2 separate regions of the Homo sapiens genome follow, and region 2 is linked to region 1. Evidence: read pairs that join two places in POLR2A ChIA-PET (ENCODE). Cell type or tissue: PC-9. All regions are shown on one strand. Links, peaks and the distances in the headings refer to the core of each region. The heading gives the core; the rest is flanking DNA.

Region 1 (12,648 bases), core at 1,859-9,858:
ATGGGGAGGAGAGGTCTCTTTACTTTTCCCAGGCTGGCCTTGAACTCCTGGTTCAAGTGATCCTCTGATCTCAGCCTCAGAGTAGCTTGGACTACAGCTGTGCACCACCATGCTGGCATAGAATATTATGGGGTTTTGATGAAAAAAAATTCTTGAAATTCCTTATTTTCTGTTTTCAAAGATATTTGAAAGGAATGTTGAGAGAGACTTCATCTGTTGGTAAAAGGAAACTGGACTTAAATAGGATGGGGTTCTGAGGTCTAGAGAGGACACAGATGGGTCACCTCTTTAAGTTCACTGGGTAGAGCCAAGGGACCGTTACTAGAAGTATGTCATAAGAAAGTACAAGATTAGATTCACGGTAAACAGGATCACCAACCCAACTGGGGCTAGACTTAGAGATGAACTCTGGCTACAAAGCCAGAAAACTGAAGGGAGGTGGTGGAGAAGGTTTGAAACATGTGGATCATGCTAGAGTGGCCTGGAACATGCTATAATAAGGTGCAGTAGCTCTTGAATTAGTTGTGTAAATGAGAATATCAATTCTAGACTCAGACTGCCTGGGTTCACAGTAAGTGTTAGGGATTATTGTGATCATTATTTCCATTGACTGCAGCATCATATACTCATATCCACTGAATGGAAAAGGGTTTAGAAGTATTTAAGTGAGAATAATTACTTAACATTGTAATATAATTATGACCAGTTCAGTAAAGTGTAGAACAAAAATTGGACACACAGCCTTGGGAAGAGGAGACAAAACTGTCATTTTGTATAAATGATACGATTGTGTATCTAGAAAACCTAAGAGAATTAATTAGTGCTTAGTAATGAACTCTGTGACCTTAGGCAAATTATGTCATCTCACTGGGTTTGTTTTTTCATCTACACATTAGGATAATAACTATAATTAATTTATAGGATTATTGTGAAGATTTGCTGAGAAAATACATTTAAAACCCACGACATAGTGCCTGCCATTTGGCAACTGCTCAATACTTTAAGATACAACTGTACTTTTTGTATCACTCTTGTTATTTTTATTACGGCAGCCATAGAATGAATTTGTAAAAATAATTCCCTTGACGATATATCTTCTATAAACAGTTAAAACCATGAAGGAGAGAAAAGTCTCATTTGTAATCAGAAAAAAATTTTTTTTTAATTGAAAAAATTATAGAGACGAGGTCTCCCTGTGTTGCCCACGCTGGTCTTGAACTCCCGAGTTCAAGTGATCCTCCCGCCTTGGCATCCCAAAGTGCTAGGATTACAGGCGTTGGCCACCGTCCAGGCCAAAAAAAAACCTTATAAAATTCTCAAGAATAATCTTTATAAAGAATACTAGACTCTATGAAGAGAACTCCAAAATCTACTCAGAGAAAAATAACAACTCGAATAAGCAAAGGAAACTATCATTTTCCTGAAAGTTTCAATATTATAAAGATGTCAGGTTTAATAAAATTCGAATCAAATCTCAACCTGATTTTGGGGTGAGAAACTTTAATGATTCTAAATAAATCTCTCTGGATTAATGAGTGGCAAATGAGATAATGGTAGTTAGCAAACTTTATTGTACAAGGGCAGGGCCAAGAAGAATAAAAATATTCATAAGCCATGTTCCCATCCTTTAACATAAAAACAGTTCCGTGAATTTAATTTTTTAAAAATCCTCATTCTTTTTTACTCTATTAAATAAAAGAATGCTAGCGAGACAATGAGCATTTCTTTGTAGACATTACACTATTAATAATCCGGATGTATTTGAGATTTACATATATTTTATCCCCAGCATTTCTGAATTCACCAAGGGACATTCAATATATTATCTCATACCTGGAAGAGCCTTGTGAGGTTTTTGGTGTTTGGGGACAGAGCCTCGTTTTGTCGCCCAGGCTGGAGTGCAGTGACGCCATCACAGCTCACTGCAGTCTTGAACTCCTGAGCTCAAGAGATCCTCCTGTCTCAGCCTCCCAAGTAGATAGGACTACAGGCGTGTGACGCCACACTCGGCTAATATTTTATTTTCTTATTTTTTGTAGAGACAGGGTCTCCCTGTGTTGCCCTGGCTAGGTAAGTCTGTTTTATCATCAGCTCTAACGAGAAGGGGAAAAACCGACTCAGGCTAGGAAACTTGACAAGGGCAAAGAATGAGTCAACGGCAAAGGCCGGAATGCAGTCATGCCACTCGATATAAGGAACCACAGCCTGTGCCAGGTCCTGGGGGCCCACTTAATCTTAAATGCAGTCTTTCACTTCATACAACACACAGGAGATAGGATGCAGCAAGTTAGAAAAATTACTCATACCACCTCCCAGATGTGCAAAGAATTTAGAGTGCATTTTCCCTATGCGTGCTCGTTTAGAAGCGCACCTGCTCCTCTTCACCTCCCAGGTAGCAGGGGAAAGGCTAGATTTAATCTTGTTACAATATTTCCATTTCTTCTCATTGATACAGGCTTGTTTCAGTGTAAACATGTGGTCCATTTGAAGTTCAGCTTCCCACTAGTGCTAATGAAAATAATGAAAATCTTTACCTGGTTGAGTAAATGTTTTCAGGTAAAATACTCTATCTCTCAAATTTAGTCTCCTCTTCCTCTTCCTTGACCTGGTAGAAGGGGCAGGACTTACCTGGGTTTCTCGATGAGGAGCTCCTGCGGTAAGGAGGGAGCCCCGCGCAGCACCGAGCATGCGCAGGCCTCGGGATCGCGGCGGGGCCGGAACCGCGGCGGGGCTGGAACCGCAGGCTCGAGTCTCTGGCTCCCTGCGGCCCTCGGCGAAGGCTGGGCTCTTCCGTCAGGCCTGGCCTTTGCCCCGCTGAGGCAAATCACTGTTGTCCTGGAGGTGTCTTTCCCCCTTGTAACAGATGTGTTTTTGAAAGATTCCCGACCAGGCTTCCTTAAGATAAGCTGGTCTGTGTTTCCTGAACCCTTCCCACCCCGAGATGCGGGCGGGAGTCACTCCCGGAAGGAGGAGCGTAGGACAGATGCTCTTCCAGGCTGGAAGAGGGCAGGCAACTCCCGCCCCTGCTGCTGGGGTCACTGCAGGTAGCCAAAAAGAGCGGGGGAACGGGATGGATGGTCAGATGTTCCCAATGTCTGTTTTTGGGCTGAGATGAGGTCATGCAGCGTGGCTGGGGCGGAGTAGGATGGTCTTGGTCCCCAGCAAGTGTCACCAGGCTCAGAAGCTCCTGCAGGTCTTTTGGATGGAGGAAGACACAGAGGTGGCTGACTTGAGGACCAGGGGCCTTTTGGGTCCCCAGAGGGCAAGAGCGAGAGGGCTTGACAGCAGGAGCTTGTGTGGCTCCAACGGGGGAGAGTTTTGGTGGGGGTTGTGGCATAGGCTCAGAGGGAGTGACTTTACTGAAGACAGCCCACTGGGCACTGACCAAGCCACGAATGATCCCAGCAGCAAATTTCACCCCCCAACAGCAGCAGAGCAAACAGTAATCAGGCAGGCATGGGGCATTGCCTCTGAGACCAGAGGAGGCCTGAGACAACATACCACTCAGGAACCCTTTTATCCTACAGGCATCACAAGGATATAGTAAGTCCTGCCCTTTCTACCAGGTCAAGGAAGAGGAAGAGGAGACTAAATTTGAGAGATAGAGTATTTTACCTGAAAACATTTACTCAACCAGGTAAAGATTTTCATTAGCACTAGTGGGAAGTTGAACTTCAAATGGACCAAATGTTTACACTGAAACAAGCCTGTATCAATGAGAAGAAATGGAAATATTGTAACAAGATTAAATCTAGCCTTTCCCCTGCTACCTGGGAGGTGAAGAGGAGCAGATGTGCTTCTAAATGAGCACGCATAGGGAAAATGCACTCTAAATTCTTTGCACATCTGGGAGGTGGTATGAGTAATTTTTCTAACTTGCTGCATCCTATCTCCTGTGTGTTGTATGAAGTGAAAGACTGCATTTAAGATTAAGTGGGCTGGCCAGGCACGGAGGCTCACACCTGTAATCCCAGCAATTTGGGAGGCCGAGGTGGGCAGATCACTTGAGGTCAGGAGTTCCAGACCAGACTGGCCAACATGGCAAAACCCCATCTCTACTAAAAATACAGAAAAAAAACAAAATTAGCTGGGCATGGTGGCGGACACCTGTAATCCCAGCTACTCAGGAGGCTGACACATGAGAGTTGCTTGAACCTAGGAGGTGGAGGTTGCAGGGAGCCGAGATCGTGCCACTGCACTCCAGCCTGGGCAACAGAGTGAGCCTCTGTCTCAAAAAAAAAAAAAAAAAAAAAATGAGCTACTCTGATTCAAGTGAGGTAAGATCCAGGGTCCGGACCAATCCCTGGGACATTTCAATGAAAGTATCTTTGTAGCACACCAAAGCGCCACCGGAAATGATCTGAAAGCTATTACCTTACATGTCACTCCACTCCCAAACCACTTCAACCTCCCCCATTTCCACCCATAATTACTTGGTGTTGAAAGCAGAGAGTCTGACATCAGCTTTTGGGTACAGAGTAAATCACAAACAGGACAGTATGGTAGGAGGAAACATACCAGCTAAATGTAAAGACATAGACATGGTTTAACTGATCTTCTTACAACATACTAACTACTATTACTGTTTGAACAAGTGCTTTGGGGCCAATGATTGTTGAAATATTATGACTTTCCATGTTGTGAACATTCAGCCTCCTGGTCAGAACTGAGAGGCTAATGAGGAGGATTCTCCAGGTGAAAACATCCATTACCCATTAAGGCTGTGTGTTGGACATCTGAACGAGAGAGCAGGGTGGTCGAGAGGAAATTCTACAAGAGGTGACAGCAGCAAGCCTGCCAACAGACTGCTCTGAGCGGTTCCCATTCACCCGGTACAGCTGTCTAAAGGATTATGCCAATGAGGAGAGGGCCTTTTGTCAGAGACCCTGTCCCATCCGACCATTTGTAAAGCTGCCTCATGAGACAGGGCTGGCGGAGGCTCTGCAAACATTCTGGTGACCCCCTCCTGGACAAAGCAGACCTTCACAAAGAGACTCTCAGAGCGGGAGGACTCTGTCCCACCTTGTGTATAGCCCCTCTGAAAGCATAATTTTTCAATGGTTCATTATAAGCATATATGCCCTAGGTTAAAAAAAAATTAAATAGTACAGAAGGATTTATAATGAAAATCAATAGCTCTCCTCTCACAGTCCCCATCCCAAAGGGAAAATTCTTTTTAACTAGTTGAATCGTCTCTGTTTTTATTCTTATGGTGATTGCCTCATATCCTTAAACAATATGCTAACGCAGGTATTATTTTGCTTTGGTTTTGGTTTTTGTGAGACAGGGTCTTGCTCTATCACCCAGGCTGGAGTGAAGTGGCACCATCTTGGCTCACTGCAGCCTCGGCCTCCCTGGCTCAAACAATCTTCCCACCTCAGCCTCCTGAGTAGCTGGGACTACAGCTGCATGCCTCCATGCCCGGCTAATTTTTGTATTTTTTTGTAGAGATCAGGTTTCATCATGTTGCCCAGGCTGGTCTCAAACTCCTGAGCTCGAGTGATCCACCTGCTTTGGCCTCCCAGAATGCTGGGATTACAGGCATGAGTCACCGTGCCTGGCAGTTGTTTCTTGATACAGTATTTTATAGCTTTGTTTGTTTTGTTTTGTTTTTAGAGACAGGATCTTATTCTGTCACGCAGGCTAGAGTGCACAATCAGAGCTCACTGTGACTTTGAGATTCTTGAGCTCAATCCATCTTCCCACCTAAGCCTGATGAGAGGTTACAAGCGTCCATCATCACGCCTGGTTAATTTAAAAAATAATAATAATTTTTTTGGCTGGGCCCGGTGGCTCACGCCTGTAATCCCAGCACTTTGGGAGGCTGAGGTGGGCGGATAACCTGAGGTCAGGAGTTCGAGACCAACTTGGCCAACATGGTGAAACCCCATCTCTACTGAAAAAAATACAAAAAAATTAGCCAGGCCTGGTGACGCATGCCTGTAATCCCAGCTACCTGGGAGGCTGAGGCAGTAGAATTGCTTGAACCCGGGAGGGGGAGGTTGCCGTGAGCTGATACTGTGCCACTACACTCCAGCCTGGGCGACAGAGTAAGACTCCATCTCAAAATAATTAATTCATTAATTTTTTTTTTGGTAGAAATGGTGGTCTCATTATGTTGCCTCCAGGCCTCAAACCTCCCACAGCCTTGGGATTAGAGGCATGCACCACCTTGTTTGGCCTTAATATAGTATTTTCGGGAACTATCTATTGACTTTCTTTTTATGCAAAATGAAGATTTAATGCACATTTACCCAGCCCCTTCTAATAATAGAATTATGTTCTTATTTTGAATTCCTCTTTCCTTGCATTTATGATTTTAAATTAGCACCTTCATTTCTCATGATGTCGCCTATTGACTTTATCTCTTCCCATTTTCTTACATCTCTTCTCTTTTTAAGTTTCTTTTTTCTTTTCTTTTATTTATTTATTTTGAGACAGGGTCTCACTTTGTTTCAAACAAAACAAACAAAACAAAAAACAGGTTGCTGGGATCCATTCACAGACATTCCAATTCAGTAGGTCTGGGGCAAGACCCAAGAATGTACATTTCCAACAAGTTCCTGGGTGATGCTGGTGCTCTCAGTATGGTAATCATACTTTGAGAACCATTGGTCTAAGGGAAGCATGGCCACTGCAGTAATCGGGATATTGCTTTGGCTACTTTAGGAAGTTTCTGGGTTTTTTTGTTGTTTTGTTTTGTTTCGTTTTGTTTTTTGAGACAGAGTTTCACTCTGTTGCCTAGGTTGGAGTGCAGTGGCGCAATCTTGGCTCACTGCAACCTCCGCCTCCTGGATTCAAGCAATTCTCATGCCTCAGCCTCCCAAGTAGCTGGGATTACAGGTGCCTGCCACCATACCTGGCTAATTTTTGTATTTTTAGTAGAGACAGGATTTCACCATGTTGGCCAGGCTGGTCTCGAACTCCCGACCTCAGGTGATCCACCCGCCTTGGCCTCCCAAATTGATGGGATTACAGACATAAGCCACAGCACCCGCCACTACTTTATTTATTTATTTGTTTATTTATGAGACAGAGTCTCACTGTGTCACCTAAGATGGAGTGCAATGGCACAATCTTGGCTCACTGCAACCTTTATCTCTCAGGTTCAAGCGATTCTCATGTCTCAGCTTCTTGAGAGCTGGGATTACAGGCGCCTGTCACCACACCTGGCTAATTTTTGTATTTTTAGTAGAGATGGGGTTTCACCATGTTGACCAGGCTGGTCTCAAACTCCTGACCTCAAGTGATCTGCCTGCTTCAGCCTCCCAAAGTGCTGAGATTACAGGCATGAGCCCACGCCTGGCCCCTGCCACTACTTTAATAGTCACCAAAATAAATAGAGTGGACCTCTCTGTCAGATAGAATTCCTAGCTAGCCTACAGTGTAAGAGGATAGAGAGGCTGAGCATCAAGAAAATGTCCTGGGTCCCCAGGCTCCTTCTACCCATGGCTCTGTCATCTCCTTGGGAGCTGCCCTCATCTTCATGTTTGAAGCTGACCTACTACCACCAAATCTTCATATTAGCCAGAATGGAGGAATTGAGCCAGTGGAGAGCACACAACTTCTTTTAAAGAAAAATTTACAAATTGCCCACATCATTTCCACTCATATCCTATTGGCCAGAACGTAGTAACATGACCACACCTAGGTGCAAGGGAGGATGGGAAAAGTTGCTTCTAGCTTGGTGATTACGTGTGGAGATACAATTCAGAGAAGTTCTATCATAGAAAGGAAGGAGGGGGAGATGGATATTGAGGGGCAATTAACAATCCCTGCTGCAGTGGTTCCATTTTCTTTTCCAGTAGTTGTTCAGATGTGCACAGGATACAATTTTAGCCAATGAGATGGGAGAAAATGCCTACTAGGGGCTTCTGGAAAGTTTTCCTTTCTCTAAGGGAGATAGAGTATTTTTCTTGGGATTCTGCCATGTTGGATATGAACCCTAAAAGAGCATGTACATCTTGTCACCGTGAGGGGAGCCTGCCTTTGGATGAGTGAAGATGGCAGAAAGAAAGATGTAGCCTTTTGGCCGGAATCGCCATCTTCCAGTAATTTGTCAAAATGACAAACACAAAAGGAAAGAGGAGAGGCACCCGATATATGTTCTCTGGGCCTTTTAGAAAACATGGAGTTGTTCCTTTGGCCACGTATATGCAAATCTATAAGAAAGGTGACATTGTAGACATCAAGGGAATGGGTACTGTCCAAAAAGGAATGCCCCACAAGTGTTACCTTGGCAAAACTGGAAGAGTCTACAATGTTCCCCAGCATGCTGTTGGCATTGCATAAACAAACAAGGGCAAGATTCTTGCCAAAAGAATTAATGTGCGTATTGAGCATATTAAGCACTCTAAGAGCTGAGATAGCTTCCTGAGACGCGTGAAGGAAAATGGTCAGAAAAATAAAGAAGCCAAAGAGAAAGGCACCTGGGTTCAACTGAAGCCCCAGCCTGCTCCACCCAGAGAAGCACACTGTGTGAGAACCAATGGGAAGCAGCCTGAGCTGCTGGAACCTATTCCCCATGAATTCATGGCATCATAGGTGTTAAAAAGATAAAAGATCTCTGGACTGTCAAAAGAAAAAGAAAAAGAAAAAACAAAAGAGAAATGTAAAGAACCTATGCACTTGAAGAATCAGATACTGAATTAACCAGTCAACTGAAGCTTCCCTGCCTATGAAGCTCTTGTTATGTCAGATAGTAAATGTCTTATTTTTAAGCGTTTTGGGTTTGGTTTTCCTGCTGCTTGCAGTCAAATTATCCTAATAAGGTGGCTTTCTACTTGTTCTCCTATCTTTCTTTTTATTTGTGTATTGTTGGTATCTTTCTATTATTACAAAATCTCAAAGTTAGTGTAAGATTTTGAAAAATACTCAACTCTCTTTTTTCCTCAAGATAACTTCCTCCTAAGGCCTTTGTTGCTTGCTGCCTTGATCTGCTACACAGCTATCACCCAGGGACTTCCCTTAATTACTTACCTCATTTGAAACCACTGTTTCCTGGATCCTCGTGTCTTTTCCTTGCTTTACTCTTTTGTATTGTTGAGGCACATTGCCAATTAATTTGCAAAGAAAAGATAATGCGGGAAGTGAATTTTCTGAGCCCGTGCACATTGGGTCCTGCAGGCAGATTGGCTTCCTTCACAGATATGGTCTCTCCATGCATCCTTCTGGCTGAAATTCCCTTTATAGAGGAAGCAAAATTTTTATCTCTACCCTTTTAGGGTTTTTTGGCTGAGCCTGATACTTAAATTGACATAAGCTATAGCAGTGGAAGAAAAGCATGCACATTTATTTAATGCAAGTTTTACATGGCATGGGAGCCTTCAAAAAGGAATGGAGACTCAAGGAGGCAGTTAGAGATAAACACAGAGATACTGAAGTAGACAACGCAAAGTAAATTGTGAAAATGTGACAAGGCAAAGGAGCTTGAGCTAGGGTGGTTCATTGGACAGAGAAGTGGCTGGGAGGATAAGGATTAGTCTAACATGGTTTGTTGGTACAGATTTTCCTTGGCCTCAACTTCTTGTCCTTGATGATGATAAGAGTGATATTTTCCTTCCGGTACAGGGAGAACATTTGTCACACAGGAATTTAATCATCTGCTTTTAATAAGCAGTAGGAAGGTCAGAGTGATCTTGTTCTTGCTGTTTTTTTCAAGACCCTTAACTCAAAATAGTCTATTTGCCAGAGTGGCATATTTATTTATTTATTTATATTTTTTGAGATGGAGTCTCACTCTGTCGCCCAGGCTGGAGTGCAGTGGTGTGATCTCAGCTCACTGCAACCTCTGCCTCCCGGGTTCAAGCGATTCTCCTGCCTCAGCCTCCAGAGTAGCTGGGATTACAGGCATGCGCCACCATGCCCAGCTAATTTTGTATTTTTAGTAGAGACGGGGTTTTGTCCATGTTGGTCAGGCTGGTCTTGAACTCCCAACCTCAGGTGATCCACCTGCCTCTGCCTCCCAAAGTGCTGGGATTACAGGTGTGAGCCACTGTGCCCAGCCTGAGTGGCATATTTTGAGTTCCTTTACCTCCACTGTGTTTCTCTAGTTATCACTTCCTGCTCTGTCTTCTAGAAGTTTATTGAAAGATTTAGATCACTGATGATGATCGGTGATCATCATTAGATCTTTCTTTTCTCTTAATTGACCTTTGCCCTTAGATTCTGCCTCTTTTAATTTCTTTTTTCTTTTTTTTTTTTTGAGACGGAATCTCGCTCTGTTGCCCAGGCTGGAGTGCAGTGGTGCGATCTTGGCTCATTGCAAGCTCCGCCTCCTGGGTTCATGCCATTCTCCTGCCTCAGCCTCCCGAGTAGCTGGGACTACAGGCACCCACCACCACGCCCAGCTAATTTTATTTTGTATTTTTAGTAGAGACAGGGTTTCACCGTGTTAGCCAGGATGGTCTCGATCTCCTGACCTCGTGATCCACCCGCCTAGGCCTCCCAAAGTGCTGGGATTACAGGCATGAGCCACCATGCCCAGCCTAATTTCTTTACTATTATTTTAATGGGATCTCAGAAGGATGATCACATAAATAATATGTCATTCCCCCATACTGAATGACAAATTTTATCCCTTTCTAGTGAGACTAATACATAATTCAGACTTTTAAACTGAGTCATTAGGTTGGATAATTCACATTACAGTACTCTTGGAAAGACTATCATTTTACTATTTCTAAAAATATATATTTTTAGCATATAATTAAAGGGATAAACTTTTTATAGGGAGTTTTCATCCACCACATCTCTTGTGTGGGACACTTCCTTTCCAGAGTGTTCTTTAAACCAGGGGACTAGAGTTTCTTTGACTGAACAGAACTGTAGAGCACATAAATAAAATGGTTGTCTATTTCCCATTAACTATGAATAATTCATTTTTTTATCATTACTGACAAAAATGTTACTGAACATCCAGGTCACTAGAAGTTCAGATTTATAGATACTATTTTTTTTTTAATTATTGAAAAGAAAAAAAAGCTTTTAATTTCCTTGACCACATAAAATAATATTAACGGACTACTTAAATGAGCTCATATATACAGGTTGTAAATTAGTATTTTTTGAGAAACTATGTGTCCCATAACTTTCATATATTCACCAATCACCAATTGATGCCTTCAACAATCTTTTTTTTTTTTTTTTTTTTTTTTGAGATGGAGTCTTGCTATGTTGCTCAGGTTGGTCTCTAACTCATGGGCTCAAATTATCCTCCTGCCTCAGCCTCCTGAATAGCTGGGATTACAGGCATGCACCACCATGCCTGTATCTTATGAAGATCTTATTTCTATCATGTTGCTGAGGAAATCGGCTACCCTAATTACCCTGTGTAAAGTCACATAGGAAAGAATTGACTGGGTTGGGGTTAATTTCCATTTCTGCTGGACCCCAAAGCCTATGCCCTTTGTACTATGTCATAGACACAAAGACAGGTGGGTACATCTGTTCCCATCTGTTTTTATTCCCCAGGGTTGTGATAGCAAAATATCACAGCTGGGTGGCTTCAGAACACAGGAATTTATCATCTCATACTTCTGGAGGCTGGAAGTCTGAAATTAATGCGTTGGTAGGGCCATGCTCTCTCAAAAGCTCTAGGGAGAATCTGTGCATGCCTTTCTCTTAGTTTCTGGTGTCACAAGCAGTGCTTGGCTTGTAGCTGCATAACTCTAATCACTACCTCTGTGGTCACATGGTCACATGACATTCTTCCTGTGTGTGTCTGTCTTCACATGGTTATCATCCTGTACCAATCATAGTGGATTAGGAGGCCTCCCCATTCCAGTATGATCTCATGTTAACTAATTAGATCTTCAATGATCCTATTTCCAAATAAGGTCACATTCTGAGGTTCTGGAGATTAGGATTTCAACATATGTTTTTTGAGGGGACCCAGTTCAACCACCACACCATCTTAATTGGGTTTCCTTGTCTAAAAGGACTCGATTTCAATCACTTACTGATGAATAAATGTATGATTAGCTAAAAATTCTCAAAATTAACTCATATAAATACCTACACAATTTCCTAAAAGGAGAGTAAAATTCCTTTTGAAGGAAACCTGATGTTTTCATCTTGAATCTGTATTGGAATCATGTCATTGAAATATTTCACACTAGTGGATGGTTTTTATTTTGAGTTAAAATATTGCAAAGATTAAAATGTACCCAGGAGTTACTGTCATCACATTAGAAGTAACAGAATCACATTCATTCCTAAAAAGCATAGTCTCACAGACAAGTAGTTTTAGAGTATTAAAACAATGCATCATGATAAAAACTAGATCTTTTTAGAATGTAAAGATTTCTTTGGAGTACTTCACTCTTTGTAGAATCTGAAGAAAAACAATAACTAAAATCAGTGTGGAGTTCACCTCAGTGCTGAGTTTAATTATTGTCTTGCAAATATTTACAATACTATTGTTTTATTGCAGATGGCTCTTCCAGAAATGTCAAACTGCCCATTATGACTGGATGTACCTACTGTATACTAATATTTTCTTTCTGTTAATAGATAGCAGTTATTTCAAATATACAAACAGGATTATTTCATGTATGTAAATAATTACAGACTGTTTTTTGTTACTCAGATATCTACTGTATTCCTTATAAAAATGAATGTCAATAGAACCTGAATTCCCCGGGTCGA
Region 2 (12,648 bases), core at 3,192-11,191, 300 kb before region 1:
CAGGTGGTTTTTGAAGTGGAGGGAGTTTAGGACAAAGGAATAAAGCTACATAAAACCAGTTCATGGTGTCTTTAAAAATATAAATCCATGCCTTTGTAGTCCTTACTCTAACAAAAGCTCAGCTCTCAAGGGCATGCTTTCAGTTGTACCTGTGTTCCAGCCAGAAAAACTCCCCAAGCAATTATGGTAAGAAAAAAAGGTTTCTGTCACAGCCACGACCTAATATAATAGTGTAAACCATCTGTGTTTTCAGAAAGGGAAAGTGCTCTCGAAAATAGGAAAAGTGAAGTGCTGGGTGGAATTGTGAAGAGTCATGGCAAATCATCATCATCGTTATCCATTCAGAGAGAAAGTGATATTGACAAACCTACGCTAAAAGAGGATTAAGAAACCTTGCATTGTGAGCTGTGTCAAAGCAATGAAACAAAGGATAATGCTTTCTCGTACACCTGTACACCTCAGTGCAGCACTGTGCAAGCTCTAGTAGGAATAGTGCTACTGAGTTAGCTGGTGACATTCATTGCAGCCTGTGCCTTTCCCTTCTCCAACCTCTTCCTTGACTTTTCCTTTGCCTTCCCTTTTTCTTGCTCTTTTCCAGAGAGAGCTCAAAGGCATTTGTCCATTTCTCACCCATTCCAACAGCTCTAGGGGAAACTTTAGGAAAAGTAAAAACAGCCATGCTCACCAGTTCTCTCTTTTCTGACCCATGTTCTTCTGGAACTCTCTGTTTGAGGGAATGTGGCAGGAATGAGAACCTAGAAATAAGCAGTTGAGCTTCTTCCATTCATATGGTTACACTGCCTTGGACAAGAGTACCAAAGGCTGGTAATTCCCAACCCATATTTTGTAGGACAAGTTACTTCAAAGCATTGTGAAGCCTTCATCTAAAAGAAAGAGAAACTACATCTGCAGTGTTGTCTGCGGAATTTTAAAACCTTACTGGGCGTGGTGGCTCACACCTGTAATCCCAGCACTTTGGGAAGCAGAGGCAGGCAAATCACCTTGAGGTCAGGAGTTCGAGACCAGCCTGGCCAACATGGCGAAACCCCGTCTCTACTAAAAAATACAAAAATTAGCCAGGCGTGGTGGCACGTGCCTATAATCCCAGCTACTCGGGGAGGCTGAGGCAGGAGAATCTCTTGAACCTGGGAGGTGGAGGTCTCAGTGAGCCAAGATCACACCATTGCATGACAGAGCGAGACTCCCTCTAAAAAAAAAAAAAAAAAAAAAAAAACCACGTAATCAGCTAATTCTTTTAAACCTATTAGTATGCTGTGGCAGTCAAGCTGAATGTGTGCAACAGGAGGCTTTCAACCCAAGATGATGAGCAAACCAAAGCTGATTTTCAGCCTAGTGCTTAGGTTTTGTCATGAACATTAATAGGAACTGTACGTGTTATCCAGAGCCTCCCATTTGGGGGTGCATCTCCATCCTTGTGGGGTTGTACCGTCATCCCTTCTGGGATTGTATTTCCATCCCTTCTGGGGCTATACATCCATCTACTCATGCACAACCTATGGCTGTGTTTGAGAAACAATGGACTATTCAAAACAGCATGTAGTTTGTAGTGATTCTTTCCAAAAACGACTCTTCTAGATTTCAGCTGCATAGCAGAAAACCCTAAACTGTCTTAGAAAATCATACGTTGTTTTGCTTTGCTTCCATGGAAAGTCTTCATAGGATTATATGACTGAACAGGACACCCATATCTGTCTCCCCTGGAATTAATTTCGAATCAAAATTGTTTTTTTAAAAAAGGGGATTAAGAAACTTGTGGTGCTTAGATAAAATTCTTTCCTAAGAAATTGTTTCTGATGTTAACACCGTACCTCCAGAAGCATTGGAACAGAATTGGTTGATCAAGTCGGCTTCCCAGGGCACATCCTCGGACGATGCTGTGAGGATATGTGGGTGTTTCAGAATAGGGCGGAATCCTGACAGTGTCCCCACTTGGCTGCCTGTTTTCCTATGTAATCCAACATGGTAAATCATCCTCAAAACCTTTTATTTTTGGATTTCCCATATGTTCAAATGTGAGTACTCTGCACAGCAGTCCCACCGTGGACACCCACTGAACATCTGCAGTGCGCCAGGCTCTCCTGAGTGCTCTGTGTCATAAACATGTTTCTTTCTATCACACAAGTGTCACGCTTCATATCAGAGGAAGGACCACCAAATACTTATGATTACTGAAGATACAATCAAGTGGAAGACCTAAAGCAAATTCTGAAAATAGAAGTATAAGCAAAGGCATAATTCATCAATGTGCCGCTTATTGCTTCTGCCTCCACTGAGCATACTTCTATCTTATACCATATGCCTTAATTTGATCCCAAACAGCAATTTGCACATGCTCATTCTTCTAACTACTAACAAGCCACTGTAACATTTACTCATTTCCCCTTTTAGACTGAAGCCTCCCCCACATGCACAAATCTTTCCAATTACTGTAAAAACTTCAGTTATCTGAGCGATGTGTCCACAGGCCTTCAACGCCATCCATCTTGGATTGACCTTGTCCTCATTCTTATCATTCTTTGCTCCTAATCTCCTCAGTTGTGGGGTTAATATCTCTTTTGTAGATTATGGCACCAATTGCATGTTCTGGAAAAGGCAACTGGGAGTCCAATCAGTTGCAGCTGTGCAAACTGTAGCTCAGCTGATCCGGCTGTGAACAGCAGCAAAGAAGCAGGGAAACAGAGAAACGGTAGAATGGTCCTGAGTCCACACGAACCCAGGCTGTACTTGTTGGTGGTTCAGGGTCTATCCTGTGTATATAGATCTCCCAATAGTCTGCATCTGGTTTTTGCACCAAGGCAGGGTTTGATGAGGATTGATTGAAAAGAATAACAGCTTTAAAGGCCAGTACTAGAGCTTTTGCAAATATTCACTGTGTCCTGCCCCATCCTTCTGAACACATCTGAAGGATAACTCTGTAAAGGAAACAGTACCAGTAGAACAACTTCACTCCCACGAATTTGCCTTTCCAACTGGGTAAGTCAGTTAGGAGTGAATTGATTCCGCTTCTATCTTTTCGGTGCACTTGCTTAAACTTATAGTCCTGCTAGCTACAGAAAGTAGTAACTTAAGCACTTTAACTAAAACTTGTGATTGCCTCCTTCATTTTCCCATATGCACTGTGGGAAAGCCCCATGACGTCAGCTGCAATAAGCCAAGGAATGATTAGCAGGCCAGTTCTGTGGCTTGACAAGCTCCCCAGTAATTAGCCCCCTGACACCACTGCCATTTCACGCACCATATTGTCTCCCTGTAATGGGCCTGCTTAAAATCAGAGCTTATTCGCTACTTGGAGAAAATAACACTATGGGTCCCTATTAGCTCTTAATAACTGAGGTTAAATAATTCCATGAGGTGTTCTGTAAGGAGTGCCTTGTGGGAGTTAACAGGTACAGGTGAGAAGCATGAGCCCCAGGTGAGACTTTCCAGTGGGAAACCCTGGGTATCTAGGCCTCGGCCAAGTGCTACAGAGACCCTGCGTGCCCAGTAGGGAGGGTCAGGACAGAGACGGGTGAGCTGCTGGGAGTGCAAGCCCCGCGGCAAACGCTGCTCTTGCTCCCGAAGTCCACCCCTGCTCACTACCACACTGATGCTGGGCTGACCCCCACTACAGTCCAGGCTGTTTTCCACCTCTTCTAGAACACTCAAGAAATAAAGGTGGGGCTGCATTTCTCAAGGAGAATTGAGAAGGCAAAAAGTGCAGTGAGATCCCCACTCAGTAAGTGTGTGTTCTGGGTTTGCAGCCTCAGCCTTCAGGAGCAGAAAGAAAACCCAAACTTCTAGCCATTAACAGGCCATGCTCCCCCCATGCCACCCCACCGGGGTCAGTGTGATCGTCACAAAAATACCTCTAGCCAGAACCCAGGAATAGTTTGTTAGGACTCATGCCTCCTTATACATTTCTGTATGCCTCCCTTCCCACAGCCCATCCCCACACTCCCCATCCCTAAACCACAACCTCATACTCCGATGCATTTCTGTCTTCCTTTTTTTATTTTTTTCTTTTTCTTTCTTTTTGAGACAAGGTCTCACTCTGTTGCCCAGACTGGAGTGCAGTGGCATGATCATGGCTCACAACAGCCTTGATCTCCCGGGCTCAAGCAAGCCTCCCACCTGAGCCTCCCAAGTAGCTGGGACCACAGGTGGTGCCACTGAGCCAGCTAATATTTTAATTTTCTTTGTAGAGATGGAGCTTTGCTGTGTTGCCCAGGCTGGTCTCAGACTCCTGGGCTCAAGTGATCCTCCTGCCTCAGCCTCCCAAAGTGCCGGCATTAGAAGCATGAGCCACCACACCCGGCTGGATTTCTGTCTTATTCCTCACCACAGTCAACACAGCTGATGATCTGGGTGGGATACGTGAGCCACTTTTAGGTGATTGAAGTTGAAGTTGTCTCACCTAGGTGGGTATTTTTATTTTTTGTTTTACATTCTATTTTTGTTCCAATAGACTAATTGGGCATATACATTTTATAAACAGGTCGATTTACCTGGCTATTCTTTAACACAATTTTTATCATTCATAGTGATATGATCTGATTCACTTGCATGATGAAAGCATTGATCACTGGAGTCATTACAGAAGGGGCATCAAGCTGTAGCTTTTATTCTCTCCAGTTATCAAGTTCTTATCAGATTTAAATGCCTGAAACAACAAGGATATGCCCTTGGCTTTGTTTTTACTTCCCTTTGTGCTGCCCTCTTACACTCTGTGGCTGAGATCATCGTGTTTATAGCCAAGTCTCTGCCAGACCTTGCCCAGGGCGGCCCCTCCTGGCTCTCTGACTTCCTCTGTCGTGTTTCTGGACTCTTCTGTTGCAGACGCACTGGCCTTCTTCTTGCCCTCACTCCCGTGTTTCCCTAGCCCTGCCCTCTGACCTCTGTGTGCCACCTTCTCAGGAACACCTGTTACTTATTAGACACTCACCAGGGAACCATGACCCACACATGGAGAGCTCTGACCTTCTGGAACCCAGCGAGCTTGTTCCTGCCTTAGGGCTCTGGCGCTGCTTCCACCCACCCCCTACACCCGTGCCTGGAGTCCTTCCTCCACCTCCCAACTCCATGTTCACATCTCTGTCTCATGGCCACTTGGCTCTGCCCCAAGTCAATCTCTTGTCCTTTGCAATGCTTACTTTTTCTTCATGACACTTACTGCCACATGAAATTAAATATTCACTTGTGTATTTGTCATCTCAATTCCAGCCAAAAAATTTTTCTGTCTTGTTCACTACTATGCCTCCAGCTCTTAGAACAGTGACATCTATAGTGAATGCTTTAAAAATATATATGGAATAAATAAGTAAAAGAGGGCTGTGCTTTCCTCTCCACAGTCATTGACACCGTCCTTGACGGGAGCTTTTCTGGGAACAGTGGGGAGAACATTAGACCAGAGTCTTTAACCTTCTAAACCTATACCTCTTCTTGATAAACTAACAAACAAACAAAAATTCAAATTCATGTCCCTCTGCAGAGCCTGAAGCTGGGTGTGGAGGAGAAAGGGCGGGGGATGACGTAGGGCCCCTATCAAAAATCTGCAGGGGCAGGTGAGAATTTTTTATCACAAGGAGTCTTGAGTCCCAGCCCCTCAAATCATTTTCCCTAAATATTCCTTCCTTTTGGTAGGAGTAGGATAAGAGTGTGTGAGAAGTGTTCCGTTTTGGTAGCTTGTCTTTCCTAGTGTAAAATGAAAGACCATTGGGTATTTATGGAGAGAGCCCACTGCACAGAGAAGCATAAATCCATCCATGTCCCAAGCTATATGTGCTAAACGTAGCCACACAGGAAGAATCACTTCCTCCACTACAGAAAATAGCAGCTCCCTATTTTAAATGTGCTTCTCATTGGCTGTAGGAGTAGCAGTAATTCATCTTCTATAGACCTGAGTTTTAGTTTTGTGAACTGATGTATAAAGGAAACCAGGTTTGGGCCTGTCCTGGGCTCCTTAGATCTCAGAGGCAGGAGATCATACCCTTATGCCCATGCTGTCTACTTCTAATTCCAGTATTAACTGGGCATGGCAACGGTAGGAATGCAGAGAAAAGAGGAATATCAAGTATTATTGAATCCTTCAGTCCCGCAAACACTGAACACTTCTCTGTGCCAAACCCCGGGTGCAGGGCTGGGGGAAATCGTGCCTGCCCTGGAGGGGTTCACAGTCTTGCATGGAAACCTACTTTTTCCATTGACTTTTCATGTCAATACCATGTGCTAAATCTTCAATTTCTGCACTGCTGCTTTACAGTGAGTCTCTAGGACCCAGTGCAAATGTACATGTTCTGCACAGACTGAAAAAATGTTGAAAAGCCTGGTGTACTGTCTCCCTAAATGACCAAGGGATTGTATACAGTGGACATGTGCAATTACTTTCAACTCTACTGGTACGTTGTTGAGAACTCAACTTCAGGTCAAACATGCTAACAGTTCAGCTCACATTCGAACAAAGCTTATCAGATCAAAGGAGCTGGCACAATACTGCTCTGTGGTTTACTGGTGTATAGTGAAGCATTCTTAAAATACATTCTTCAGTCTTAGGAAGGCTCCTAAAGGGGTGTCTTCGGTAAATATTTGGAGGCAGATTGGGCCAGCACAGAGTGAAGGAAGGTGTGTAGGGGGTTGGAGTGCATGTCAGGTTGCACGGCAGCTTTCTCATTTTATTTAGGCCCAGGACTTGGGTTCTTCTATGTAGTTTTTCTTCATAGCACTTGCCATCATTTGCAAGTGTATATTTATAGGAGCACTTTGAAGGAAGGACTATGTTTTTTCCACGGTTGTATAACCAGTATCTGGCATATAATAAATACTCAGTAAATATTTGTTGAATAAATTAACTAAACAAATAGACTTTGTAAATTTTTTTCTGTCCCAGTCTTTTTGGAGAGTGGATTCAACCAAACTGTAGGCTTTTGAAGAGGTGTAAGGCATCTCAAAGGCAGACAGAGATTTCCCTGAAAAATCTGTTTTTAAAGAAACCTGGTCCTCTCTCCCTTCTTCCTTCCACCTAATGTGCACCTGGGAGAGAAGCTTCAGAAAGTCATATCTGAGTCACAATGAGGAGTCTCTTTACGCGTACTGTCAAGTACGCTCTTACAATTTATTTTCTCCAAGAAAAAGCTAATTCAGGTCCTTTTGTATCCTTTTCCTTCATTACCATTTCCAAGCTTTAGCTTACTTACGATTGTGCTTACTTAAGCTTTTAAATTCTTGTTGTAGAGTGTGCCCCAAAATTTAAAGCCACTTAAGTCCAGATGCCCATCGCAAACAGATTCCCTCATCCTCCACCCTTCCTGAAGGTGCTCTTGGAGAGGAAGAGGCAGGAAACGGAGCAGAAATGAGACACTTGTATTGTCCTTTGCAGGGAGCCTTGACAAGAAGCTGGAATCCTGGGCGCTAGGGTAGGAAGACATGACTCCTCCACCCCTGATACCACTCAGGCAAAATGGGTAAAGATCACCCCATATGAACTTCAACTTGGTGAATTCACAGCTCTCACAATAAAAAACATTTTGTTTTACAACGGTCAGATGTGTGTTCTTGCTCAGATAGGAATTACAGCTGGGCACAGTGGCTCATGCCTGTAATTCCAAAACTTTGGGAGGCTGAGGCAGGTGGATCACTTGAAGTCAAGCATTCAAGACCAGCCTGGCCAACATGGTGAAATCCCGTCTCTCCTGAAAAGTACAAAAATTAGCTGGGTGTGGTGGTGCACACCTGTAGTCCCAGCTATTCTGGAGGTTGAGGTGGGAGGATTGCTTGAGCCCCGGAGGTGGAGGTTGCAGTGAGCTGGGGTCACGCCACTGCACTCCAGCCTGGGTGACAGAGTGAGACCCTGTCTCAAAAAAAAAAAAAGGAATTACAAAGGATGAGTTGTATGCAGTTTTTTGCCATTTTCTCATGGATGAAACAATGTCATTCTGAATTTCAAAAGAGATTGCAGACCTGGCCAAGAAGAGGTTCCTTCTGTGGTAGTCCTCTGCTCCTAAGCACCAAGTCACCCAGTGGCCCCAACATCCCTTCTTTAGAAGAACTTTATTCCTGTGCCCGTTTAATGTGACCAAAGAGCTCCAAGAAGCCCCTTTCAATCAGGCAGACATAATCCTTGCCTTCATAGAAACTGATTTCTACCTTCCAGGAACGCAGCACCAATGCAGGAAAACAGACAAATATATCCACGATTACAGTGTAGTATTCTAAGCGCAATGAAAAGACATGCACAAGATAATCTAGGGTCTGTTTTCTTTTTTTTTTTTTTCTTTGAGATGGAGTCTCACTCACTCTGTCACCCAGGCTGGAGTGCAGTGGCGTGATCTCGGCTCACTGCAACCTCTGCCTCCCAGATTCAAGCAATTCTCCTGTCTCAGCCTCCTGAGCAGCTGGGATTACAGGCACGCACCACCACATCTGGCTAATATTTTTGTACTTTTAGTAGAGATGGGTTTTCACCATTTTGGCCAGGCTGATCTCAAACTGCTGACCTCCAGTGATCCACCCACCTCGGCCTTCTAAAGTGCTGGGATTACAGGCATGAGCCACTGCACCCCGTCTAGGGTCCATTTTCTTCTGCTTCCATCAAAAGCATGAGAAGTAGTTCTCTTCCAAAGATAGAGATCTTCACACCACCGTCTTTCTCCCTTTCTTTTCTTAGAGCGTAGAGGTACAATGAGAGAACTTGCAAGAGTCATGAAATATTAAGATATAAACTGTATTCAGATAGGTGGGTTCAGGTGGGTAAATAAGAGATAAGCAAACAAATACTAGATCTTGGCTTACTAATTAATCAGTCCCTTAACAACCCATTTCTCCATTATATTCTCCATGTAACCCACAATTGCATGCGTAATACTTTGATGTCATTCAGTTCTCCCTTGCTGAACTCAGTTCTTCTCTTAAATTCCATATTAAAATTCCTTTTCCGCCCATTCCCAAACTCAGTGGCACTGATATCTTGTAGATGTTGGTATTCTTTTGAATACCTCTTTGTCAAGTTCTCATTTGGGGAAACTTTTTTCTACCAGGACGTATTAGTTTAGGGCTGTGTGCTTTCCTGAAGTTTCTTGCTTACTTGCCCCTAGTAAGTCAACATACCCTTCTGGCTGGAGTCGCCTCTCTGTGGTCTGTATCAGATCATTCTGTCATCTCTTCAGTTTCTCTCTGCATCCAGATCACAATGTTGCTCAACACATCACTGACGTCACTCAGAGTCTCACATGTGCAAGCCTTCGATAAGCTCCATCTCCAACATCAACATTTATGCTTGCAGACTAACATTACGTTTTCATACCTACAAGCTTTGGTGAGAAAGCTTTGGGTAAGAAAATTTATATCCTATTTTCCAGCTCCTTGGCCTTTTATTTTTGCCCGGGAGCTGTTGATGCTTGCTCTTTGCAGGAAGGCTGAAGGGAAGGAGTCAGCCTGTCCTCATTAAGCACATCAATGCTGTTCCTGAGTGTGGAGACACAATGGCCCTTATGTGTCCATCACCCTGCAAGCTTCAGGGCTGGTATTAAATGCATGCTGGCCATTTATTGTATCTTCCAAACTGAGTGTGAAAAATGCACCATTTGCCAGGCGTGGTGGCTCACGCCTGTAATCCCAACAGTTTGGGAGGCCGAGGTGGGTGGATCACTTGAGGTTAGGAGTTTAAGACCAGCCTGGCCAATATGGTGAAAACTTGTCTCTACTAAAAATACAAAAAGTTAACCAGGCATGGTGGTGAGTGCCTGTAATCCCAGTTACTTGGGAAGCTGAGGCAGGAGAATCACTTGAACCCCAAGGCAGAGGTTGCAGTGAGCAGAGATTGCGCCTGGGCAATCCAGCCTGGGCGATCCAGCCTGGGCGACAGAGTGAGTGAGATTCCATCTCAAAAAAAAAAAAAAATGCACCATTAATAATTATACTGGGGGCCGAGCGCGGTGGCTCACGCCTGTAATCCCAGCACTTTGGGAGGCCAAGCAGGGAGGATCACCTGAGGCCAGGAGTTCGAGACCAGCCTGGCCAACATGGTGAAACCTCATCTCTACTAAAAATACAAAAATTAGCTGCGCGTGGTAGCACAGGCCTGTGATCCCAGCTACTAGGGAGGCTAAGGCAGGAGAATCACTTGAACCCAGGAGGCAGAGGTTGTAGTGAGCCGAGATCGAGCCACTGCACTCCAGCCTGGGCAACAGAGCAAGACTCTGTCTCAAAAATAATAATAATAATAATAATTACTATTATTATTATTATACTGGGATATATGGTCACCTTAGTTAAAATGACATTTTGAGTCTGGAATTGTGTTTAAGTCCTGGGCCCTTGGTGAAACAATATTTTAATGCTCCTTGGGGTCTGATGGTTTGGGCAGAGTAGCCTTTTATGAAGAATTATACTGCGACTAAATCAGTATGATATGTTTAGCTCCATATTTTCCAGCAAATTTTTAAGGGATAAATACAGATAACTCATTGCAACTATAATACTGCACCATACAAGCACAATGCTGTTGACAAGGAGGTATACAGAGCAAAGCAAAACTGCATTCTAACCCCCTGAAGTTTCCTGGAAAAAAAAAAAAAAAGTAGCCTGAAAAGTTGAAAATGTTTCTTTCCACAAAATAAACTGGAATAATCCCTTCATTTATTTTAGAGTCCTTTCAGATAGCCTTGCAGATGGTTCGCTGAAGTCATCATGCCAACAAAATTCGTTTGACTCAAAAATTTAAATAGCCCTACCAAATTATGTGTGTTTCTCTTCTAATAAAAAACTGAATGTCTTATTTCTATCTGCTAAGCTTATTCCACTCTGCAGTTTGTGAACTGAACTACAGAAATAACTCCTTAGAGATGCACACTTTTGTCCTCTATTACCCAATTCTGGAATCCCCAAATATAGTGTTATAAATGCTGACTTTTCTCATTTGCTTTTGCATGTATTCATGTCTTGTCTCTTTACACAAGACTGCTATCCAAAACATCCAAAAGGCATTAAATACTAATATTATGGAATCATAAAGGTGTTCTTTCTTCTTCTAATTGCATGCATTCCTGCCAGTCTCTATGACCACAGCTGAGTGACAGATAAAGCCCAAATTAAAAATACTTCCCTCTTGGCAAGATACCTCCAACCCAGTGGGCTGCTCAGTTGGAAAGCTGGGAAGTGGAGAGGCATGAGTCACTGTGTTCTCTCAGACATTTTAATTCAGAGTTGTTTAAGAAGATTTAAAAAAAAAAATCAAGCAATGGACCCCCAAAATGACCATTTCTCACTAAGTCATGAAATTTAATTTTTTCTTTTTCTTTTTTTTTTAGATGGAGTCTCGCTGTGTCACCCAGGCTGGAGTCTGGAGTGCAGTGGTGCAGTCTCGGCTCACTGCAACCTCTGCCTCCCGGGTTCAAGCGATTCTCCTGCCTCAGCCTCCCGAGTAGCTGGGATTACTGGCGCCTGCCACCACACCAGCTAATTTTTGTATTTTTAGTAGAGACAGGGTTTCACCATGTTGTCCAGGCTGGTCTCGAACTCCTGACCTCAAGTAATCCACCTGCCTCGACCTCCCAAAGTGCTGGGATTACAGGCATGAGCCACCACACCCGGTCAATTTTTTCTTTAATGTGGGAAACAGAATTGCCACCTCTCCCTGCAACACCTGAAAGGAAGCATGGTCTCTAGGCAAAGCCATTCTTGCCAACCTCTGGGGTCCCTGGCATGTGGCACTCAGCCCTTCCCGTGGGCCCCGCAGAGCATCCTCCTAGGGGCTAGGATGTGGAGAAATGCAGTGAGGTGACTCAGCTGCTGTGTCCTTTCTGCTGTCACTGCTGTCTTGTTTTTACATTTTTTAAAGTATCTGTTCTTGGGTGCTTATGGTTTTACAAAGCAGCCCTAATGTTCCCAATGGTATAATTGCCTGATATAGCCATGACTGCTGCTCTGGGAACTGTCAAGATTAGAAGCCCTGCCTGTGAAGGGGAACGTGGGGAGGAATTTGTATCATGTAGGGTGCAGTAATCTCCAAGGAAATTCTCTTCGCAAAAACCGTGTGTGGAAAGTCTCCCTCTGGCGGCTGCTGAGGTGTGTTCATAGGGGAAAGAATGCATGTCAACCGTAAATGGAGTCTGTGAAGCTGCAACTAAAATGTTTCCAGAAAAGAGGGCATTTGGTTGCATCTTCGGGAGGAAAATAAGAAACAATTCTTTTCTAGAATTAAAAAACAAAAACAAAAAACAAAAAAGAACGAAAAGAGAAGAAGAATGCAGAGAATGTGTCCATATCTAGTGAACTTTCAAATATCCCTCCGTCTTCTAAAAAGAAACAAGTGGACAACAGCCACTCGCTCTCCTCTGAACACACATCCTCCTCACACTCCTCCTTCTACAGAGATCAGGGCCACTGCACTTTCGTGCTTGAAGCAGTTCTGGGAATTTCTGTCCTCTATTTTCTGTGTCTGTCTAGTTCACTACCAGTCTCATTTATTTGTCCTTTATAGTATTTCTTTATGATACTTCTCATGTTTTCTTGCCCTTCCTATTAATTTCTCCAGCCTATGCATGGACAACTGCCCAGTGGCATTTGGAGTAAATGCAATAAAATTCAGAGCACGTGAATCAAAGGCTCTCAGTTGGCAAGTTCAGGTCTTTTGTCAGGACAGCGCCACATTCCATC

Evidence for each region. ChIA-PET counts read pairs that join two places held together with the same protein. Peaks named below come from ENCODE experiments on the same cell type or tissue, not always from the same donor. Only the 100,000 strongest peaks of a DNase experiment are listed, where the experiment ranks them.
Region 2: POLR2A ChIA-PET joins it to region 1 with 11 read pairs; 2 of 35 experiments call an interaction of 5 or more read pairs at or near these places.

The regions. Positions count from the first base shown.
Region 1 is chr18:3,402,235-3,414,882 of GRCh38, reverse strand. It overlaps the pseudogene RPL21P127 and a transcript of TGIF1 not described here. Among named protein-coding and RNA genes, the nearest start is that of TGIF1, 42 kb to the left of the region's middle. In PC-9, for the core only: no CTCF peak of the experiment used is centred there; DNase peaks (open chromatin) are centred at 2,162, 2,792, 3,432 and 5,572; H3K4me3 peaks cover 1,829 bases; H3K27ac peaks cover 4,943 bases.
Region 2 is chr18:3,703,226-3,715,873 of GRCh38, reverse strand. The region is part of intron 7 of DLGAP1 (DLG associated protein 1); the gene reads left to right. Among named protein-coding and RNA genes, the nearest start is that of DLGAP1-AS6, 57 kb to the right of the region's middle. In PC-9, for the core only: no CTCF peak of the experiment used is centred there; a DNase peak (open chromatin) is centred at 4,733.